Linked DNA regions of Homo sapiens: region 1 is linked to region 2. The links are chromatin loops, found by intact Hi-C in ENCODE. Cell type or tissue: endothelial cell of umbilical vein. All regions are shown on one strand.

Region 1 (8,000 bases), 99 kb before region 2:
TCCAAATGTGTTCTTGCTTAAATGTCTTTTGAGGGGTCTTGCTTGAACTGCTTTCAAACATCAGATTTTACTTATATTTCATCTGGGAAAATCAGTTCCTCTGAGAGCTATTACTGACACACAGTCATGTGCAGCATGACTTTTGGGTCAACAACAGATGGTACATTCAACAGTGGGCCCATAAGATCATGATGGAGCTAAATAACTCCTACTGCCTGGCAACATCGTAGCTGTGGAAATGTCGTGGCACAACACATTACCTTTCTCTATGTTTAGATACACAAATACTTACCATTGTATTTGTACCACTGTACCATTGAATACCTACAGTATTCAGTACAGTAACATACTGTACAGTTTTTGTAGCTTAGGAGCAATAGGCTATGCATATAGCCTATATGTGTAGTAGACTATACTTTCTATGATGTTCACAAAATGATGAAAACATCTAATGATGCCCTTCTCAGAACATACCCACATCAAGCAGTACTGACTGTACTTTTCAAAGGCAATAGCACTGATGAATAAGAATTTCTTTTCATGTAGTGTAATATAAATGTTTGATTCTACATCTTCCTCCAAAATCATTAAGGCTCTTTTGACCTAAGAAGTCTCTTACAAACAATATGAACATCTTTCAAAAGGAGACATCAGAACGATAGCTTAGGGTGAGCATGGTGGCTCACGCCTGTAATCCCAGTACTTTGGGAAGCCGAGGTGAGTGGATCACTTGAGGTCAGGAGTTCGAGACCAGCCTGGCCAACATGGTGAAACCCTGTCTCTACTAATAATACAAAAATTAGCCGGGTATGGTGGCATGCACCTGTAGTCCCAGCTACTCGGGAGGCTGAGGCAGGAGAATCACTTGAACCAGGGAGGTGGAGTTTACAGTGAGCTGAGATGGCGCCATTGTACTCCAGCCTGGGAGACAAGAGCAAAACTCTGTCTCAAAAAAAAAAAGATAGCTTAGGTGATGGTTACAGGGGGGTACATTATACTAGTCTACTAGTATTGAGGTATGTTTTAAATCTTCCATTAGAAAAAAGTGTTTTGCATATGCACCTAAGTGCTAATCTATGTGCAGACCAGCATGTGGCATGCTCCTTAAATGAAATAAACAATACTGAACTTTCAAAATGCCACTCTTAAAGATTTGCAGACATGTCCTAATTTGGTTGCAGAAATACCTATAATTCAGCTCTGAAAATTGCATTCAAAACACTGGTTTCAACCATTTTTTTATAAGGATTTCTTCTTTGGTCACTGATTTATCAGACTCTTAAAAACTCTCTATACACAAAATTATATGCTCTCCAGAATTTGCTTTAAAATAATTTAGGTAGCAGTTAACCATTACAAATTTAAAACATTTCTAAAAGAGGAAGGGGATCAATGAATAAGAATGGCAGAATGTGGACGATTGCTGAAGTGGAGGGATGGTAGGTACGTGGGAAATTATCATACTGTTCTCTTATGGATATTTGAATATTTCCATAATACAAAGTTTTAAAAAAATCATTGTGAATATATATTGCTCCAATTACGAATCAGTATTTCGTACCCAGTGCACAAATAATTAAGCTCTATTGGAATGGCTACTTACTACGTGCCCAGCACTATTTCTAGCACTTGATACTCATCAATTCCTTGAGACATGCCTGTTCAGTTGGTATTATTGGTCTCATTTGATATCTGAGGAAACAGATCGAAAGAAACAACCCACTTGGCCAAGGACTCAAGGCAAGTGAGATGGAGGAGGGGTAGCGGCCACACCACAGAGGTGTCTGCTACATATATTGTTTGGTCCCTTTATAAATATTATTGTACGTGAGCATGTCTGTTTCATTGTCACTTGCAGTATTTTAGTGCATCCTGTTTTTCTAGAAAAATGAATCAGCCTCTCTCTGTTTATCCAAGATAACAAAACAAAAAAATGGCCTGAGAACAATATTGGTCTGATGGAGGCCATCCTGACTGAAAGAGGAAACGTCCCTGAGTCAATATCCTCAGTGAGAGACATCCCTTCATAAAACAAACCAGGAATATTCCAACAAGGTTCAAATAAGCATAAACATCCACAGAGTTCAGTGGAAGCTACACTGCACTCAGCCACCGGCATTTTTTACTGCCTGTGGGCTTTTCCTGTCTCATCGCAGACTCAATTCTCAAATTCTGTTCCCTCAAATGTCTCAGGCTTTAAAGCTTCCATAAGATCTCATTTTTCCCCTTAATTGAGAATGTCCGCTTCCCACCCTTTCTTTCTGCCTATGAAAATTTGACCCTATCTTTAAAAATTCAGTTCAGGGAACACCCTTCTCTGTAATCCCATGTAATGAAATCCCCTGGCTAGAACTACGTATTTCTTCCTCTGTACTTTCCTAATAAAATGGCTGTCCTCTCTCTCTCTCTCTTTTTTTTTTTTTCCGAGGTGGAGTTTCACTCTTGTTGCCCAGGCTGGAGTGCAATGGCATGATCTCGGCTCACCGCAACCTCTGCCTCCCAGGTTCAAGCAATTCTCCTGCCTCAGCCTCCTGAGTAGCTGGGATTACAGGGACGTGCCACCACACCTGGCTAATTTTGTATTTTTAGTAGAGACAAGGTTTCTCCATGTTGGTCAGGCTGGTCTCCAACTCCCAACCTCAGGTGATCTGCCCGCCTCAGCCTCCCAAAGTGCTGGGATTACAGGCATGAGCCATTGCACCTGGCCTGCTGTCCTCTCTTTTAATAAATTTCTTTCATTCTGCCAGGTATTATGAGAAGTCATTTTCAGATTTCTTTCTAAAACTGAACCTAAGTTATTTAGGACAAAGGCCATGTACTTATTCATTACTACATCCCGCAGTCCCAGCACAAACTAGAAGCTTAAAGTGGAAGAAAAAGTAAGAAGGAGGGAGGGAGGGAGTAAATGTTGCTTTATGTGCATAGGCCAGAGAGTCTAATAAGGGGGTTAGTTTCTAAAGTCACCAAGAAAATGCGAAACTAATGTAGAAAAAAAATGTCCCTGAAAATCTCCTAACTGCATATTAAGTTTATGTGCCATTTTTAGACATGCTATCTCTTAATTAAAACCAGCACACCCAGTTTTACCTCCCGCTTTGGAACAGATAGCTGAGAAGATAGCTGGTTTCCATTTAGGAGCCACCTTGTGCCATGACAAGGTGGTCACAATTTGAGGGTCTCCTGGGGACCATGATGAGCAGAAGGAAAAACGAACTTTCATCTCATCTCACTCTCACTCCAGGGCAATTGGATTGGAGCAGTGTGCAATCCGTCTTCTCTTTCCTTCTGTCCCCATCTCTCTCCAGGCTTATGTAGTAGCATGTGGATAAGTCAATGCACACACAGTGTGTGTGCTTTGCTGTGCTTCTTCAAGTTCAAAACCACTAGAGGCTTATGGCTTTCCACGGATTAGCCACTTTTCATTATTTCTAACTGGCCTCATTCTAACAAAGGATTTGGAACCTTTTAAAATTCCATAAATCAGGCCAGGCGCAGTGGCTCATGCCTATAATCCCAGCACTTTGGGATGCCAAGGCAGGGGGATTACCTGAGGTCACAAGTTCGAGACCAGTCTGGCCAACATGGTGAAATCCTGTCTTCACTAAAAATATGAAAATTAGCTGGGCATGGTGGTACATGCCTGTAGTCCCAGCTACTTGGGAGGCTGAGGCAGGAGAATCACTTGAACCCGGGAGGTGGAGGTTAACAGTGAGCAGGGATTGCATCACTGCACCCCAGCCTGGGAAACAGAGCAAAACTCTGTCTCAAAATAAAGTAAAATAAAATAAAGTTCCATAAATCATACCAATATTCAGAGTCCAATATTATTCATGGACTCTGAAAAATCCCTCCTATGGATACAAAAATAAAATGCAGAATATTCCACCATTGGCTAAAAGAAAACAACGTTATTATAGTACATGCACATAGAAAAATCTGGAAGGATGTATACCAAAGCAAACAGTAGATATACAAATGATAGACTATGGGAGATTTTTCCCCCTTAATTAACAAAGAACTATAATTACTTTTGAAATAACTTTTAAGGGTTACTTTTTAAAGGCTACTGTCAATTTCTTAGGGATGGACTGAAACAAGAGATTCCAAAGATAAAGCCTGTGCTCTTTGCAGGCATGTCCTCTCAGAAGAGCGTCTGAGAATAAGACATTCGAAGGACTGAAGAACAGTACGAAGGACTCCTTGAGCCAACAAGCTGCCTGCCCAGGCTGGCTACAAGCCTGGGTCTACAATGTCTTGCAGCCAACAGATACATCCGGGCATGCTGGTGGGGTCAGCAGACACTGAGGCGCTGGTACCAAGCTTGAGGTAAGGAGAACAACATCTCTCGAGCATCCATCTGTGCTGGTCTTGGTGCCAGCGATACAACATGTATTTATCTCTAATCCTGACAACACCACCCAAGGCAGGCAAGAGGCTAGAGAGCTTACCCAATGTCACACAGCCAGCGTTTGAAGCTCAGTAAGCCAAGCTCCAGAAACTGTTTAACAATCTAATAGCTATGAAAAAGATGTGGTCCCCACATATCTAAAGCTTACAGACAAATGCAGAAAAAGAGAGAGAGAAAGATGTAATGTCAGATGTGAAAAAATATCATCGAAGAATAAGTACAGGGGTTTTGAGGAGTATATAGGAGAAAAACCTTAAAATAGGCAGAGTCGAGACTTGAACACAGCTCTATTTAGACATAAAGTCTCTGTGCCTTGCATTATACTAGGCTGCCTCTCCACGCTGTAGGAGCCTGGAAAGGTAAAGGAAGCTCCAACTGAGAGGGCAGTGACACGACAAGTACAATCCTGTCCCCTCTTCTCCTCCCCCCTCCCCACCACCTCCTGGGCTTCTGAAAGAATCAGTGCAAGAGCCAACATCTCCTTCAACCCATTGACGTCTGTGAGATACCCAGAGACGTTCAACCCAGAGATATCCAGGCTGCTTGCCAAACAAGGAAATCCAAGATAAACGTGCCATTCTGTCATGACCTTATCCTGCTGAGAGACAGACAGAAACAATGGCAGAGAGGAATAGCCTTGCATGTTTTCATGGCACCTTTCAGAAAGAGATGAAATTCACCATCAGTCACACCTCTTGGAGGTTGTACCATTTAGCTGATAAGAAACAGCCAGAGAGGCAGGGAGTATGGACACTCCTGAAGGCAATCCTATGAGGAGCCCCCTGAAACTTCTTGAAGAAGAAAAATAGCACTGTTCCCCTCCCCTTCCAACTCTTCACGCTGACAGGAGTTTCTACGAGGCAGTGTTTGTCAGTAGTATTATTAAAAAAGGAACCAGGCCAGATTAGTGACTCACACCTGTAATCACAACACTTTGAGACGCCAAGGTGAGAGGATTGCTTGAGGCCAGGAGTTCAAGACCAGCCTGGGCAACATAGTGAAATCCTATCTCTACCAAAAGAATTTAAAAATTAGCCAGGCATAGTGGCATGCTCCTGCAGTCCCAGCTACTCAGGAGGCTGAGGCGGGAGTATCACTTGAGCCTAGGAGTTCCAGGTTACAGTAAGCTATGATCACACCACTGTATTCCAGCCTGGGTGACAGAGTAAGATCCTGTCACCAAAAACAAACAAACAAACAGGTATATAGCACTGGTTGATGATTTCTTCAATCTCCACACTCTGTTTATTTTTATTAGAGCACAACAAAGGTAATTTTGTTCAAGCCTACTACTTTAGGTTTAGGCTTGAACTGACTGCCAAGGGACACAGTTTACCTTTCTTGCCCAAAAATGTGGTGGCCCCAGTAATATTGCCTTCTTGGGTTGCTGGTTAATCCTCGCACAGGCTGAAACTGGAGATCATATTATATCAATGGTCTCGTTCTCTCAGGATCTCACAGATCGATTTCTAAATTTTGTTTTCCAAATTGGTGGTCCATTAGAAGCACCCAGGATTCCATCATTACACCTTCCTTTAGTCACCCAATTTGGGACTTAGCTCCATTTAACATCTACACGCTTTGATGTATTTTGGTCCTGGGCTCCATCTTATAGCACTCTTATAGAAAAACGCTTTCTTAAATCCTAGAAACAGCTTTGTTGGGTAGGTGTTTTCGTATCATCTCAGTTTAGAGATGTTGCAAAACCCAAACATTCTGACTACAGAATCCATATTCTTAACCACTACACCAGATTGCCTCCTCCAAAGAGGGTTTCAGACAACTCAGTTTCTTTATTTTTTAGATAAAGAACCCATAAAGGGAAGCGTGGCACACAGAGCATAAACAGAGGTCATGGACACCCCAACCTCCATGATATGAGACCTGAGGATCTAACTGGATCTTTTTGGAACCTCTTTGGTCAGCCATTAAATTGAGGCAACCACAGAATTCATCTTCTAAGATGACAGTAGGTGTGACCACAGAGCTTAGCTGGATTGACAAGTCTTGATGAAGGAGAGAATTTGTGGGCAGTGCCTTCAAACTTAGTTCCAAGTGCCTTAAGGAAGATCCTCTGGGGAGCTGGATCTCATATGTTCTTCTGCACCCCTCCTCCACCGCTCCCCCCCACACACACACACTCATCTTCTTTGTAAAAGACTTCTTTAAAACAACATAGAGTATCTTATCTACTCCACATGACAGAGGATGTTTTTATAGCAGCCAACACAAATGCCTAGATCATTTTTATCTAGGTCCTATTTATCTATCTAGGTCCTCAAGTTCCAGCTCACATCCCATCTGTCTGGAAACTAACAGCATTTCCATTGCAAAAAGTTACAATTGCATCTGCCCCACATGGGGGAATAAACCACACCTCTAGGATGCAGAGCTAGGAGACCACACACATCAGCCTTTACACAAGAATCTCAAGCTTTTCAACTGTAGTGTCCTATGACTATTCTCTTTTCTCAGAATGACACAAGTGGAGAGAATGCAAACAAACTACCAGAAATCTGGAGCATCATAAAAGAATCCATGTCACCCTTGATAGGAACAATTCTGTATTGGAATTAATTTTGCTGAATGAACCACAGGTTCCTGAAAACAAATGTGCTGCCGTTCTTACTTTAGGGTCCTGAAAATGTCACAGAATAACATGCTTTTTCTACCTCAGCTTTTGCTTTGCTTAAACTGTTTTGAAGTATACTAAATATGGCATTTAAAAGGGCAAAAAATATGAACCCAACAGTTTTTAGGCCTCCCTTATAAAGAAACAGTCCTTGTTTTTAAACTTTTCAAGTTTCTTAAATTTGCTTCTTTGCTGTCTGCTTTTAAAAATTCCAGACAGTAATTCTAATCACAGAAGTCTTTGTGAAACTACATTTCTGTAATTTTTTTTTTAACTCAAGTAATGTTATTGGAAGGAAGCAGAAAACCACAGTGCCCAAACAGAAGTGACTAATGCTAGCAGCAAGTGCTGTAATAAATAAGGCCCCGAGAGCAAGAGACCGCTGCACCACAGTAGCTTGTTGTATATTCCCATGGTCAGGACTATTTGGAGACCAGCAACCAGATTTTCCAGAGCTCTTGATGTGTTAATCAAGGTAACCAGGTGCAACTCCTTTCACTAGCAATCTTTTGCTAAAGATGATAGAAAGAAAAAATACAGGAAGAGCAAAAATCTAAAGAGAGGAAGAAGTCCAAATAAAACATTCACTCAGAAGACAGAAATCATACTAATATGGTCTATGCCCAGTTATATTACAGATCAGTTTTTAAATAACTACATATGTTTTAATGTCTGATGTAATGCATTACAGGTGTTCTCAAAGTTGTACATGGACGATGGACCAGTGACCTAACATTAAACTTTGAATTTCTCTACTACTGTTTCAACATGTTGTTGGCACAATTTCCGAATTAGTTACGTGGTTTTTCTTTGCCACCATAAGGATGTCTGCTCTGGGACCCAAAGAGTCAAAATGCCTTAATCAATCATTGAACTTTCCTTATCTTTATTTCAACTCTCACTCACTCACCTTTATCTAAAAAATATTTTGGTAGAGATTATGAATCCATATCCCACACC
Region 2 (8,000 bases):
AAATATTTGACTTTAAAAAAACATTTTCACACATAAACCGTTAGAAATTCAGGATTGTCTATGCCAATTCTGAAAAAAATAAAACCATGAATTCTCTTCCATAATAATGTACATCTTGAATTTTTATTTTATTTTATTAATTTATTTATTTTTTTTGTTTTTATTTTTTTGAGACGGCGTCTCGCTCTGTTGCCCAGGCTGGAGTGCAGTGGCACAATCTCAGCTCACTGCAACCTCTGCCTCCTGGGTTCAAGCGATTCTCCTGCCTCAGCCTCCCAAGTAGCTGGGATTACAGGTACCCGCCACCACGCCCGACTAATTTTTGTATTTTTAGTAGAGACAGAGTTTCGCCATGTTGGCCAGGCTGGTCTCGAACTCCTGACCTCAGGTGCTCCACCCGCCTCCACCTCCCAAAGTGCTGGAATTACAGGCATGAGCCACAGCGCCCGTCCTACGTCTTGAATTTTTAAATCTGTTTATTTAACTTATCTGAGCCAGTTATAAGGATCACAGTGATAGCAGCAGCAGAGGGGCATGGGCAGTAATGGAGGGAGCGGCTGTGGGAGTGACAGTGGCAGCGGTGTGACCCCTGTGGCACGCATCCCTGAGGCAGCGGACTTCGACTTTGTTGCCCAACCCTCGTGCAGTTGGGTGGGACTTGATCCCAGGCCCAGAGCCTCTGCTGCTCTGGACCCTGGCCCCACGTCGCTGCTTTTGCTGGCCACCACTGCGGGGAGGCTGCGGGGAGGAGATGATAGTCTCTGGAGCCTGCCCTGGGAGCCCCCCAGATCCCACCGCTCTGGCAGCCGCCGTGATGGGGCCAGGCCGAGTTGCCTGCTGGCAGAAGAGCAGTGCGGTCGGACGTGAAGGGGTGGGCAGAGAGGGAACCCAAGGCGGAGCTGGGCCTGGGGCGGTGTCACCTTCATGAAGCCAGCGGGAGCCGGGAGCAGGCAGCAGCCTGGACCTTTCGGGTGCGGCTGCAGCCACCCAAGACACCGCTGTGGACATGGACCCCTGCCTCCCTGTGCTTAGGGGCTGGGAGCAGGCAGGAGCCCCGCCCTCCTGGACCCAGCTGCAGACGCCGAGCTGCGACTGCAGAACCAGGCATCTCTGAACTCTCAGGGGCCCAGGAAGGCCACCCTTGCCCCGGTAGGCTCAGAGGGGTCTGCTCCCAGTGTCTAGCCTCTCCCCGCTCCCAGCGCCCCCTCGGATCTCAGAGCAAGGATGGGGCCAAGCCCGGGCGCTGTTGCAGCCTGGCTGGGTGTGCGCAGGCTCAGGGCACCGCTGAGACACCCGGCCCCTGTCATCTCTGCCCTCTCTGGACTTTGGGAACTAATGAACATGGGAGGGAGACCAGGGGGTGCTGAGGACAGCCTGGCGCTGGCCTGCAGGTGCCCCTTGGCAAGAACAGCCTGGGCACCATGAACAGCAGCAGGAAGCAGATAGGCTCCTGGGCAGAATGGGGTGGGTCCCCAGGAAACTCCTACCTTCAAGCCAAGGGGGGCCTGAAGCCTGGGGGCTGGGCTGCCAGTCCCACGGACCAGAGTGGGAACGTGTGGTGCTTTTCCCTGGGCCCATCCACGGCCACCCATGGACCAATCAGCACACACTTCCTACCCTCTGAGGCCCATTAAAAACCCCCAGAGTCAGTCAGACTCGGAAGAGAGGATGGAGAGAGGACAGGGAGACAAGGTGATGACCAGCTGCAGAGAGGAGCCGAGGAGATGGTGGGAGGACTAGCTGCAGAGAGGAGCTACCCTCTCTGCTGACAGCTGAAAACTCGTCGGGACACCCTGGCTATGGAAAGAAGCTGCCCACTGCAGGTCTCCTCTGAGCTATTCTGTTTCTCAATAAAGCTCCTCTTCGCCTTGCTCACCCTCTACTTGTCTGTGTGGAAGAACAAGAACTCGGGACCCACCAAATGGCAAGGCTAAAAGAGCTGTGACACAAACAGGGCTGAAACATGCCCCTTGTCCACCATGTTGTGGGTGAAGAGGAGAGAACACCTGCGGCCCTTCAGGGAGCCCAGACCTGGGAGCTCCCCAAGCCAGGGCTGTGACTCCCTCTTTGGGGGCCTGCAGTTGCAGGCATCTCCAAGCTTCTGGGTGTCAAGCTTCTGGGCGTCACTGCATTTTCCGGTGCCAGCTGGGGAAGTTGCTTGCAGTGTGCCTGGTCCAGCATAGCCTCACAGAGCGCTGGCACCCGTGCCAGCACTCGGAACTGCCTGCCCCCTGGCAGCAGCCGGCGTATTTGTGCGCAGTGGCCGGATCCCACGCTTGCTTACACATCCCTTGCCGCTCCACACCTGACTCAGTCTCCCTTAGAGGTGTGATCAAGGGCCAGTAGCATGAGCTGAGCACAGCCTGCCAGGCCGAGTGGGCGGAACAAGCCCAGAGGGCCTGAGAAAACTTGGGCAAAGGCACCACCAGCCAAAGAGATTTCCGGCCAGAAAAGCGACATCCCAATCCCAAAGATCCCAGAACAACAGTACTTCATACATATACCTCACATAGAGTTGGGATATAAGTACAACTTAGTACATGTGGATAAAGTGCTCTGCAGATATTAATTTCTCTTTCTAATACTTATGCTAATCACAAAAATAGTAAAAATATGAATAGCAAAGAGTGATGGGGATCTCAGAGGGGACTACAACATATTTAACTGGATAAAAAGTCTTGTTTGGTTTGGTTTGGGGTGGGGGTTAACTAGGGAGCCTCATCAACATTTATGGCATTGTCTTCCTAAGAAAATTGGTCTCAGGTTTGCCTACAATGAAAACATTGACAAAACATTGAACATGAATTCTCTATTCAGTGAAGAGAGAATTTACTATTCAGGGCTATTTGTTTTGAATTCAGAAATTGTTCTGCGCCTGGCGTGGTGGCTCATGCCTGTAATCCCAGCACTTTGGGAGGCCGAGATGGGTGGATCACTTGAGGGCAGGAGTTTGTGACCAGCCTGGCCAACATGGTAAAACCCTGTCTCTACTAAAAATTCAAAAATTAGCCAGGCATGGTGGCACACAGCTGTAATCCCAGCTACTCAGAAGGCTGGGCAGGAGAATTGCTGGAACCTGGAAGGCAGAGGGTGCAGTGAGCCGAGATCACACCACTGCACTACAGCCTGGGTGACAAAGGGAGACTCCATCTCAAAAAAAAATAATAAAATAAAATAAAGAAATTGTTCTGATGCTCTGTGGCCTACTTACCTTTTCAACTAAATCTACCCATACTTGATACTTGTCAAAGCCACAGAAAGATAAAAACAATCCTACAAAATTTGAAAACTACTCTGAATATACTGTGATTGAGGGATGGCCCAAAGGAAAATAAAAATATTCTTATCTGGTATTAGGGAAAAAAAAATTATATTTTAACATTTTCTCTTAGAATCATTTACTTATTGATTGTTGAGACCTGTTTTTTAATAGTAAACAAACAAAAAGTCATATTTTATTTTTTAAATTTAATTTCTAGATTTCTTAATACTCATATTATTTCATAAGTGGATGGATGGCTACTTGGGTGGCTCTAAATGTGTAGTTTAGGATATGTCCAGAAGAATTAACAAGTTTAGAAAATAAAAATTTTTATAAGGACAGATCTACAGAGAAATCATAAGAAAAAAAATGTGGGCATACAGTCACAAGAATCAAAAATTATGGGCCAAGCATAGCAGCTCATACCTCTAATCCTTGCACTTTGGGAAGCTGAGGTGGGCGGGTTACTTGAGCCCAGAGTTCGAGACCAGACTGGGCAACATAGGGTGAACCCTGTCTCTATAAAAAATAAAAAACTTAGGTGGCACATGCCTGTAGTCCCAGCTATCTGGGGGCTGACGTGGGAGGATTGCTTGAGCTGGGGAGGTTGAGGCTGCAGCGAGCTGAGATTGTGCGACTCCCCAGTGGGTGACAGACTGGCCTTGTCTGGTTAACATTTCTCCTAAAGGTAATTCTACTTTGCAATTATATGGTGCTTCTTTCCCGTTCGAAAGCAGTTTCACTTCTATTATCTCACTTTATAAGCTTCGAAGGCTAAAGTAATGAATACAATTTTAGGCTATCTTCAGCCTAAAAACAATGAAAAGTTAGCAAAACAAACAAACAAACAAAAAAGATTATGAACTAATGGTCTACAAAGACTATTTTCAAGGACAATTCTTTTGATTGTGCAGATTGATAAAGGAAGCAGGTCTCCTGAGTAATCATTACCTTCCGTCTCTGGTGGGTGTGTTGAACCACACCATCAGGAAAGCCACTAATTATCAGGAAGAGCAAAGCTGAACTGTTCCCCTAAGCTTCTTCGAGGTGCCAGAGCAAATCCAGAGGAGAAAATCCTGCAGTGGAGGGAAAAAGGATTTGTGTCTCTGAGAAAGTGAGATTTAAGATGTATGCCCTCTGGTGCCCAAGAAGTGAAGGACAAGGGTGATGATCCAACATAAGCAATTTGTGAATATGAAATATGTTGAAAGACTTTGAAAATTTCCTGATTAGGTGTAGGGTGGGTATAGTGAAGAAGGATATTCTTGGCTTAAGATATAGACATAAAAATTCATACATTTGGAAGGTCTCTCTTATGGAAATTCAGGAACAAGACTATGGTAGCTTGTTAGTATTCACATGTTTTCTACTACTCACAAGTAGTAAATACTTGTGAGTATTCATTCATGTTTTTCTCCTAGATTTTATATCACCATTAATAAAACAGGTATTATTATTATTCTAATTTTAGAAAAAAATAGAAATGATCATATCATCAAGGCTGATTTATACTGAAAAATAAGTGAACAAGGGAAATTATACAAAATTATATCCCTAAACAAATATATTATAAAATTGCTTACTCTTTTATAATAACTCAATGACATTACCAAGTTACCAGACCCCAGAGACTATTTTTTAAAGTCTATGTGACTATTAGAAAATTAAAGGGCCTTCCATAGTGTCCCATCTTCTCATTGTGACCTTACGTTCTTTTTTTCCCCATAATCACCACATCAAACTTGGAATTTTGTATCTCAAAGAAGCAGGATTGTTTTCTCAAGGAAGCAGATTAAGAAAAAAACTGAGGAAGAAAAGGAAACAGATAGTAGAAAGCAGGAGATCGTTACCAACCACTCATTCAGCCACATGCCATGAGGGCCACTAGTCTCTGTTCACACAGGCTCAACAGCTCACAGGGTCCTCTGCTATCTCACTTTGGTTCTTTTCATTTTAATTTTTTACCCAAAGTTTATTATGGTAAAATATATGTAACAAAATTTACTATCTTAATCATTTTTAAGTGCACAGCTGAGTGGCATTCAGTATATTCATATGGTTGTGCAAACATCACCAGCATCCATCTCCAGATCTCTTTTCATCTTGCAAAATTGAAACTCTATGCCCGTTAAACAACAACTCATTGCTCCCTTCCTGCTACCCCTGGCAACCATCATTCTACTTTCTGTCTCTATGATTTTGACTACTTTAAGTACTTCATAAAAGTGGGATCATATAGTATTTGTTGTTTTGTGACTGGCTTATTTCACTTAGCCTAATGTCCTCAAGGTTCATCCATGTTGTAGCATGCCTCAGAATTTTCTTTCTTCTTCTTCTTCATTTTTTTTTTCTTGTGGCAGGGTCTCATTCTGTTGCCCAGGCTGGAGTGCAGTGGTATGATCTCGGTTCAGTGCAACGTCTGCCTCCCAGGTTCAAGCGGTTCTCCTGCCTCAGCCTCCTGAGGAGCTGGGATTACTGGTGCTTGTCACCACGCCTGGCTAATTTTTGTATTTTTGGTAGAGATGGGATTTCACTATGTTGGCCAGGCTGGTCTTGAACTCCTGACCTCAAGTGATCTGCCTGACTTGGCCTCCCATAGGGCTGGGATTACAGATGTGAGGCACCATGCCTGGCCTGAATTTTCTTCCTTTTTAAGGCTGAATAATATTCTTTTTCTTTTTTTTTTTTTCTTTTTTGAGACCGAGTCTCACTCTGTTGCCCAGGCTGGGGTGCAGTGGCATCATCTTGGGGCTCACTGCAACCTCTGCCTCCCGAGTTCAAGTGATTCTTGGGCCTCAGCCTCCTGAGTAGCTGGGACTACAGGCGTCAGCCACCAAGCCCAGCTAATTTTTTTATTTTTAGTAGAGACAGGGTTTCACCACGTTGGTCAGGCTGATCTTGAACTCCTGACCTCAGGTGATCCACCTGCCTCGGCTTCCCAAAGTGCTGGGATTACAGGCGTGGCCACTGTGCCCAGCCTTAAGGCTGAACAATATTCTATTGTAAGTATATATCACATTTTGCTTTTTCATTCATCTGTCAATGGCCTCTTGGGTTGCTTCAATGTTTTAGCTATTGTAAGTAATGCTGTATGAACACGAGCATACAAATATCTTTGATACTTTGCTTTTAATTCTTCTGAGTATGGCACTGCTGGATCATATGGTAAATCTATTTTTAATTTTTTGAGAAACCACCATACTGCTTTCCACAGTGGTTATACCATTCTATATCCCCCAAACAGGCACAAAGATTCTATTTTCTCCACATACCCTGCAAACACATTTTATTTTCTATTGCTTTGATAGTAGCCATCCTAAGGGTGTCCAGGTGGCTCTCACTATAGTTTTGACTTGCATTTCCATAATGATTAGTAAGGCTGAGCATCTTTGCATGTGCTGATTGGCCATTTGTATATCTTCTTGGAGAAGTATCAAATATCTATTCAAGTCCTTCACCCATTTTTGAATTGAGCTGTTTGTATTTTTGTTGTTGAGTTTTAGGAGTTCTCCATATATTCTGGATACTAATCCCTTATCAGATATATGACGTGTAAATATATTCTCAAATTCTGTAGGCTGTCTTTCTATTCTGTTGATAGTGTCTTTTGATATAAAATTTTTAAATTTTCATGAAGTCCAATTTGTCTGTTTTTTTCTTTTGTTGCCTGTGCCTTTGGTGTCATCACACAAAATCACTGCCTAATCCCATGTCGTGAAGTTTTTGCCTTATGTTTTCTTCTAAGAGTTTTATAGTTTTAGGGCTTACATTTAGGCCATGGATCTACTTTGAGCTAAATTATGCGTATGGTATTAGGTAAAGGTAAAAGTTCATTATTTTGCATGTAAATATCTAGTTTTCTCAGCACCATTTGTTGAAAAGACTGTCCTTTTCTTATTGAATAATCATGGTTCCCTTACCAAAAATCATTTGACCATATATTTGAAGATTTATTTCTGGATTCTCTATTGTATTCATTGGTCTTTATGTGTGGTCTTTATGCCACTACCACACTGTCTTAATTACTATTACCTATTATAAATTTTTAAATCAGTAAGTGTGAGTCCTCCAGCTTTGTTCTTCTCTTTTAGGATTATTTTGACTATTTAGAGTTCCTTGAAATTTCATATGAATATTAAGATTTGTTTTCCTATTTTTGCAAAAAAAAAACCTACTTGTTTGATAGGAACCACACTAAATCTGTAGATCACTTTGGGTAGTGTTGAAATCTTAACAATATTAAGTCTTCCAATCCGTGAACATGAAATAGCTCTCCATTTATTTATGTCTTCTTTAATTTCTCTCAGATATATTTTGTACTTTACAGTACATAGATTTTTTACATCCTTGGTAAAGTTAATTCCTAGGTACTTTATTATTTTTGATGCTATTATAAATGGAATTGTTTTCTTAAGTTTTTTCAGATTGTTTATTGTTTGTGTATATAAATGCGACTGATTTTTGTGTGTTGACTTTGTATCCTGCTATTTTGCTGAATTTATTAATTGTAACTTTTTTGTGTGTGGAATCTTCAGGGTTTTCTACATATGAGATCATGTCATCTGCAAACAGGGATATTTTACTTCTTTTTTTCCATTTTAGATGCCTTTCATTTCTTTTTCTTGTCTCATTGCTATGTCTAGCATTTCCAATGCTATACGGTGAAAGTGGAAATTTTTTTCTTGTTTCTGATCTTAGAGAAAAAGCTTTCAGTCTTTCACCATTAAGTATGATGTTT

The links. A loop is a pair of places that touch in the nucleus more often than their neighbours do. Peaks named below come from ENCODE experiments on the same cell type or tissue, not always from the same donor. Only the 100,000 strongest peaks of a DNase experiment are listed, where the experiment ranks them.
Region 1: a loop joins it to region 2, with 6 times the contacts of the local background. A loop is called at or near these places in 2 of 110 quality-filtered maps.

The regions. Positions count from the first base shown.
Region 1 is chr3:149,614,035-149,622,034 of GRCh38, forward strand. All of the region lies in intron 2 of WWTR1 (WW domain containing transcription regulator 1), which reads right to left. Among named protein-coding and RNA genes, the nearest start is that of WWTR1-IT1, 34 kb to the right of the region's middle. In endothelial cell of umbilical vein, no CTCF peak of the experiment used is centred here; DNase peaks (open chromatin) are centred at 1,887, 4,317, 4,977, 7,387 and 3 weaker places; H3K27ac peaks cover 7,916 bases.
Region 2 is chr3:149,713,229-149,721,228 of GRCh38, forward strand. It overlaps a transcript of WWTR1 not described here. Among named protein-coding and RNA genes, the nearest start is that of COMMD2, 35 kb to the right of the region's middle. RefSeq lists enhancers at 178-679, 680-1,179. In endothelial cell of umbilical vein, a CTCF peak has its summit at 4,418 (motif pointing left); DNase peaks (open chromatin) are centred at 4,403 and 5,083.